3 separate regions of the Homo sapiens genome follow, and regions 1 and 3 are each linked to region 2. The links are chromatin loops, found by intact Hi-C in ENCODE. Cell type or tissue: CD4-positive, alpha-beta T cell. All regions are shown on one strand.

Evidence for each region. A loop is a pair of places that touch in the nucleus more often than their neighbours do. Peaks named below come from ENCODE experiments on the same cell type or tissue, not always from the same donor. Only the 100,000 strongest peaks of a DNase experiment are listed, where the experiment ranks them.
Region 1: a loop joins it to region 2, with 3 times the contacts of the local background. A loop is called at or near these places in 3 of 110 quality-filtered maps.
Region 3: it touches region 2 in a loop (4-fold over the local background); 3 of 110 quality-filtered maps call a loop at or near these places.

What each region holds. Positions count from the first base shown.
Region 1 is chr10:12,593,863-12,596,362 of GRCh38, reverse strand. All of the region lies in intron 2 of CAMK1D (calcium/calmodulin dependent protein kinase ID), which reads right to left. Among named protein-coding and RNA genes, the nearest start is that of MIR4480, 16 kb to the right of the region's middle. In CD4-positive, alpha-beta T cell, no CTCF peak of the experiment used is centred here; DNase peaks (open chromatin) are centred at 1,522 and 1,822; H3K27ac peaks cover 2,258 bases.
Region 2 is chr10:12,447,415-12,449,914 of GRCh38, reverse strand. All of the region lies in intron 1 of CAMK1D (calcium/calmodulin dependent protein kinase ID), which reads right to left. Among named protein-coding and RNA genes, the nearest start is that of CAMK1D, 99 kb to the right of the region's middle. RefSeq lists an enhancer at 310-1,509. In CD4-positive, alpha-beta T cell, no CTCF peak of the experiment used is centred here; a DNase peak (open chromatin) is centred at 1,014; H3K4me3 peaks cover 866 bases; H3K27ac peaks cover 1,023 bases.
Region 3 is chr10:12,604,950-12,607,449 of GRCh38, reverse strand. The region is part of intron 2 of CAMK1D (calcium/calmodulin dependent protein kinase ID); the gene reads right to left. Among named protein-coding and RNA genes, the nearest start is that of MIR4480, 27 kb to the right of the region's middle. RefSeq lists an enhancer at 1,648-1,697. In CD4-positive, alpha-beta T cell, no CTCF peak of the experiment used is centred here; DNase peaks (open chromatin) are centred at 1,289 and 1,569; H3K4me3 peaks cover 1,224 bases; H3K27ac peaks cover 1,509 bases.

The DNA of each region.
Region 1 (2,500 bases), 150 kb before region 2:
AGCTGGAGCCAATCAAATAAATGCTTTACTTTGCTTCCAAGTTCAGCCTATAGAAGCCCACTGCTCATGCTGCCAAAGCCTAGATCTCTGAACCTCTTCTGTTTGTGAGGGCTGCCCAACTCATGAATCCTTTAATGCTCAAAGAAATTCTACTACATTTATTTTGTCGACAGTTTCTCTTTTAAAGGGGGATAAACTCAACCCCTCCTCCAAATGCCCACACTCTCCTCACTTCCTGCTTTCCCTTCTTGGGTCTTCCTGGGCTATGTCCCTTTTTAGGACTGAAGAGCTCTCTCATCTCCACCCCTTTTAGGGTGTCTTACTGCTTGCCAGAAGACAAAACCCTAACAACTCCTTTCCCAGACTCCCCTGCAGCTGGGTTCCATGTGTGGCCTGACTCTCCCCCAAGCAGAGACTTAGCCCTGGAAAGGAGGGAAGGCAGAAGCTGCTACTCATAGTAGGAAGCGATGAGATGCATTCAGAGTTGGCTACACAGCTTTCACAGCCCAGTGCAATACAAAAATGCCAGGCACCTTGTTCAAAAATCAGGAGGAAATACTTTCCCCTTTCTTCTGTGGTCTCTTTATTGACCTGTCATGGTATTTTTAAAATTTGCTATCTAATGTCACGCTTCCTCAGGTGGCAGTGGTCTCTGGGTGGGACCAGAAAGTGGGCAGCTGAACACTCACCCTGGAAACATGGTCAAGGGGTAGGGGACAGAACGGGCTATGGACAGAAGACGCATGGCCCAGAGCACGCACGTTGGACTTGACTTACAAAACGCAAATGCAAAGATACAATCAAGACATTCAAGATGGGCCTGGATCAATCACCCCACCTCAGATGCAAAGGTCCCAGGGACCAGGCCCAAGTTCATGAGCCTAGAATCGGGGGAAGGTGTATTCCACAAGCCAGCAGCATTTTAGTGACTGCCCACATTCTGATAATTCCTCAAGTTCCTAGCTTTAGCAAAAGAAGAATCTCTCCTAAAACCATCCTTTTTTTTTTTTTTTTTTTTTTCAGATGGAGTTTCACTCTTGTTGCCCAGGCCAGAGTGCAATGGTGTGATCTCGGCTCATTGCAACCTCCACCTCCCAGGTGCAAGCGATTCTCCTGCCTCAGCCTCCAGAGTAGCTGGGATTGAAGGCACATGCCACCATGCCTGGCTAATTTTTGTATTTTTAGTAGAGACGGAGTTTCACCATGTTGGCCAGGATGGTATTGAACTCCTGACCTCAGATGATCTGCCCTCTTCAGCCTCCCATAGTGTTGGGATTACAGGCATGAGGCACCACACCTGGTCTCCCCCAGATCACCTTGAAGATCATGCCTGGAACCTCAGCATGGAGTGAGTCTCCTTCCCCGCCTTTCATTGTCAGTGTCAGCACTTGAAATTCTCATCACCCTGTGCTTAAACCAGCTGGAATCATTTCTGCTTTCCGCAAGTGGATCCTGACCTATATAGTCAATTCCTTCCTGCAGCCTGGGCCTGGCTGCAATATGGCTGCCCCACCTACGTCAACCACTTCCTGGGACTTGAACACCGCATGAGGCCGAGCAGATGAGAACCACACGTTCAACCTCCTGGAAACAGTTTCCTGATTTTGTTTTTGTTTATTACCAGAAAAGGAAGTGTCTGAAAACTATGTATTTTCCAGCAGACAAACTGCCTGTAACCTAAACTAGCCTTTAACTTTCCAACCATGGGAAATGTTTCTATATCTGACAGAAACGCTTGAGTTCACTGACTCCCTGAAAGTTTACAGCAGGAAATGAGAAGGGACAGAAACGTAGAGCCCATTGTCATTGGCCCACTTGGTGGGTGGTTCCACATTCTGTCTGACTCTTGGCTGTGGTGGAGGCCGAGTGCTGACAGCCTCAACTGTAAGGCATTCAAAAAGCAAGAAAAATACAAGTGAAATTAACCCATCCCAAAATGTCACTTTGAAATTAGCTGCCTATAAAAACAAGGATCACACCTATAGGCTTAAACGTGGTTGAACAAAACAAACTTGTTTTGTATAAAAGAAATTACCACATCTTGAGATGCTTGGGGTAGGGTTGCTAGGTGGTGCCTGTTATTTTTTCTTGCCCCAAATCACAGCAATGAGAATTTGACATGTCCACTGTTCCTCCCTGTAATGTGGATGTTATCATGCTCTTAAGCTGAGCTCACCTCTTATAATGACAGAACTTCACTCCCATGATTGTGTTATTAGAGTGCAATGGCACGATCTCGGCTCACTGCAACCTCAGCCTCCAAGGCTCAAGTGATTCTCCTGCCTCAGCCTCCCAAGTAGCTGGGATTACAGGCATGTGCCACCACGCCAGGCTAATTTTTTGTATTTAGTAGAGATGGGGTTTCACCACGTTGGTCAGGCTGGTCTCGAACTCCTGACCTCAAGTGATCCACCCACCTCGGCCTCCCAAAGTGCTGAGATTACAGGCGTGAGCCACCGCGCCTGGCCATGTTTTAATGAGAGAAGAAGGCAACGCAACT
Region 2 (2,500 bases):
CGATTCTCCCACCTCAGCCTCCCAGTTAGCTGGGATTACAGGCGCCTGCCACCATGCCCAGATAATTTCTATATTTTTAGTAGAGGTGGGGTTTCGCCATGTTGGCCAGGCTAATCTCAAATTCCTAACCTCCAGTGATCCACCCACCTAGGCCTCCCAAATGATTATAGGCGTGGGCCACCACGCCCGGCCAACATGTGTCTTTTTTTAAGCTTTACTGAGGTATGACTGACAAATAAAAATGGTATATATTTAGGTATACAACATGATGTTTTGATATATGTATACATCGTAACATGATGTTTTGATATATGTATACATCGTAACATGATGTTTTGATATATGTATACATCATAAAATGATCACCATGATCAAGCTAACATACCTATCAACTGCCATCATCACCCCTTGTGTGCGTGTGATGATGGCACTTGAGATCTACTCTCTTAGCAAATATCTTCACTTTTTTTTTTTTTAAACAGCTGGCCTGACCTAGGGTATACACAGCTGGTTAGTGGACGAGCTGGTTAACAGCAAGCGTGGTTCCTGCCAAGGCTGTTTTCAACATGCTATACTCTCAACACGGGAGCAGCTACACAAGACGACGGGGCCCTTCACACAGCCACACGGACCCTGCCCACTCAGCTTGGGGAGGTTCTACGTGCTCCCAATGAGGATGGCAGACAAGCCACACTTCAATGAGAGTAACTTGCTAGGTTGGCCTCTTTATCTGATTTTAATGGCCAAATACTCATGTAACATCGGCCCAGGTAACATTTGTTCTGAGTTTCAAAGACCACATCAGTGCACCAAGGAACTGGAATCTTTCATAACATAGTAACATGACGTAATAGAATCTGGATAGAATCATACAATAACAATCACAAACCGCTTGCTGTGTACCAGGAACTATTCTAAGTGTTTACAAGAATGATCTCAGTAAATCACAACATCCGATGAGATTATTATCTCCATCACATTGATGAAGTAACCAGGGCACAGAGAAGTTAAGAAAACCACCAAAACCACGGAGCCCTACACGACAGTCAGCGTTTTGGATGACTCAGCCGTACGTGCCCCTGTGATCACACTCCATTTCCGGATAGTCACATTTCATGTTTTTCACCGGGAGGAATGGTCCGGGGATAATTTCTTCTCATTCCTTTCTTTAAAAATAGTACAAAAGGATAAAAACAAAAAGTAAAAGAGAAAAATAAAATCTGCCACAGAGGCTAAAACAACATATCTGATGTCGAAAAAATGTTTTTCACTTTGTTTTTCTCAACAAAAATTCAAATCACTCAAGTACTGCTTGACTCTTCTCCAAACAAACCTAGGCAAGAAGTCCGTAGTATCTCTAAACAAACCCAGGCAAGAATCCACACGGCTCTACAGTTTCTCCTCCAGAGAACTCTGTGGGCCAGGCATGGTGGCCCATACCTGTAATCTCAGCAACTTTGGGAGGCTGAGGCAGGAGGATCACTTGAGGCCAGGAGTTCAAGATCAGCCTGGGCAATATAGAGAAACAAAAAAAAAATAAAAATTAAAATAAGCAAAAATAAAAATACAAAAAGTAAAAATAAGTAAAAAATCCAGGCATCGTGGCTCACGCTTGTAATCCCAACACTTTGGGAGGCCAAGGCAGGAGGATCACTTGAGGCCAGGAGTTCAAGATCAGCCTGGGCAATATAGAGAAACAAAAAAATAAATAAATAAAAATAAGTAAAAATAAAAATACAAAAAGTAAAAGTAAGTAAAAAAGTCCAGGAGTCGTGGCTCATGCCTGTAATCCCAACACTTTGGGAGGCCAAGGCAGGAGGATCACTTAAGGTCAGGAGTTCGAGACTAGCCTGACCAACATGGTGAAACCCTGTCTCTACTAAAAACAGAAAAAAATTAGCCAGGTGTAGTGGCACACACCTGTAATCCCAAATACTTGGGAGGCTGAGGCAGGACAATCACTTGAATCCAAAGGCAGAGGTTTCAGTGAGCCGAGATTGTGCCATTGCACCCTAGCCTGGGCAACAAGAGCGAAACTCCATCTCAAAAAATAATAATAATAAAAATAAGTAAAAAAAATAAATCAGCCAAGCATGGTGATACATACCTGTAGTCCTCGTTACTCAGGAGGCTGAGGCAGGAGGATCACTTGAGTCCAAGAGTTCAAGACTACAGTGAACTACAAAATTAACTTAAAATCAATATTTTTTTTTGAAATAGGATCTCACTCTATCACCAAGGCTGGAATGCTGTGGCACAATCTTGGCTTACTTCAGTCCCAACCTCTCAGGCTCAGGCAATCCTCCCACCTCACTCTTTTGAGTAGTTGGGACCCCAGGTGCACACAACTACACTCAGCTAATTTCTTAATTTTTTGGAGAGACGGGGTCTTGCTATGTAGCCCAGGCTGTTCTCAAACTCTTGGCCTCAAGCAATCTTTCTGTCTCAGCTTCCCAAAGTGTTGGGATTACAGGCATGAGCCACCACACCTAGCCCTAAA
Region 3 (2,500 bases), 160 kb before region 2:
ACGGCCTAGGTGGTTTTCTGAATGTCTCTCCCTAGAACCCACAACACCTCTCATGACAAATTTATCCTTTACAGCGATGCTTTCAGATACTTTACTAGGAGGTTCTCATACAGCAAACCCTGGATTAGCCTCACTAATGCACAGAATGAGACATGCAGATGATAAATTTCTACTTGGCTTTAAAGCCCAGTTGGAAAGGCAGGAAAGAAGAAAGGGAGGGAGGCCGGAAGGGAAAGAAGCATAAATGGGCATTCACTCCACTGGCAGGTGGCTGCACGTATGGACGAGAGAGATGGAACTGGGCTTAAATTATCTGTTACTTCTGGGCCAGGCGCGGTGGCTCATGCTATAATCCCAGCACTTTGGGAGGCCGAGGTGGGTGGATCACGAGGTCAAGAGATTGAGACCATCCTGGCCAACATGGTGAAACCCCGTCTCTACTAAAAATACAAAAATTAGCGGGGTATGGTGGTGGACGCCTGTATTCCCAGCTACTAGGGAGGCTGAGGCAGGAGAATCACTTGAACCCAGGAGGCGGAGGTTGCAGTGAGCTGAGACTGCGCCACGGCACTCCAGCCCGGTGACAGAGCGAGACTCCATCTCCAAAAAAAAGAAAAAAAAAATTATCTGTCACTTCCTTGCTGGAGAACACAGGCAAGACAAGCCTCAGGTTTCTCATCTACACTTTGCGAATGATAATATCCAATCCCCAGCAATCTCCGAGTGATTAAAGGGCACATACAGACTTCAGAGTTGGGCGTGGTGCCCGAGACGCCACAGGGATCAACGCATGAGAGCCCTGATTATACATACGGCAGGAGAGAAATGAGCACGTGCAACCCCTGGTTCTAGGCATGGGGCAAAGGGAGACTCCACAGAGGAGGATGTTTCAAATGTCCTTCCCAAACCATCAGGAAACCACGAGTTAAAATCCAGCCATCCATTCTGAGCCCTGCCCAGGGAGGGCCGTCCGTGGTTCCTACAACTATCAGGCAGATCTCAGAGCCCAAGCCCCATCGACTGATTTTTGCCATCTTAAGAACATCAGTACCAGCTCAGCCAAATGGGTTAGGCGGAAGTAGGCAGGTCAGGACAGTGGAGGAAACGTGCGTGACCGACTCTGTGCCGGGGTCGCCTGGCATCCCTGTCTCTGACTCCTGAACTGTCTGTCCCTAGTAGGTGCTGTGTGTGAGGGGCCCATGGGGCAGAGCAGAAAGTGATGCCCGATTCAGAGGCCCCGCGCTCCCTCCCCTGTGGTCCCTGAGCAGCCGCGGCTCACAGGAGGATGACGGCACCTGCGTTGTTAACTCAAAGGAAACGGTTATTCTGGCTGCTTTCAACTCCAAGCGGCGTGGCTGTGAAGCAAGCATGAGGAAGGGGCTTGCAGTTTTGCCTTTTCTCCGACCTCGATCTGACGATGTGCCCTAGAAGTCAGGCCTACGATGACCTTTGCAATGCTTCTCTCACGGCCAAATTCTGCCCCGTGGCTCCCAGCCCCCTCCACCCCAGAACATGCCCCACAGATCATCTGAGCAGCTGCTGGCACTAACCCCATCCATCCGGGGCAACAGGCTCCACAGGCCCCGGGGAGAGGCTGAGCTGTTTACTTTTGGTTTCTCAATAACTCCTGTTTCCGAGGGCTCTCTGCCAAAGGGAGAGAGAGGGAAGTGGCATCCCATGGCCCTGTCCAAGGACAGCCCAGGGCTGAGGCAGAGCTGGGCAATGCGGCAGTGTTTTCTGGGGCTGCCAGTGGCACCGCAGCCCCCAGGGCTCCCCTCCTTCCTCCCCAACTGTCACCTGCTCACTCCTGAGAAGTGTTTTGTATCATCTCTCTGAAGTGAGTGGGCACAAACTGTACTGCAGAAGTTCTGCTTGGATCACAGAGAAGAGGGTGGCGAAGAGCCACCGAGGGTCAGAGTGGGCCCCTGAGTGGCCTGGAATCACCAGGTGCTGGGCAGGGGTGGGCAGCCAGGGCTAAATGCTTTTGGAAGATGGCACGGATGCAAATACTATCTGCCACAGTAGTGAAGTTCTGGCCAAGGGGTGTATATATGTGTGTCTGTCTCTCTCTTTGACACACATACACACACACACACACACACACACACACACTTGAATGGTTTCTATCCACCATCACACTATATATTAGAAGCCATATGGTTCACAGGGAGGTGCCCTGACCTAGGAGCCAGACCTTCCTAGCCTCATGGCCTTCATGGAGCCAGGCCTGTTATTTTCTCTGTAAAATAAAAGTACTGCACTGGTACCCGGCACGGTGGCTCATGCCTCTAATCCCAGCACTTTGGGAGGCCGAGGCAGGCAGATACAAGGTCAGGAGATCGAGACCATCCTGTATAACATGGTGAAACCCCGTCTCTACTAAAGATACAAAAAATTAACCAGGAGTGGTGGCAGGTGCCTGTAGTCCCAGCTACTCAGGAGGCTGATGCAGGAGAATCACTTGAACCCAGGAGGCAGAGGTTGCAGTGAGTTGAGATTG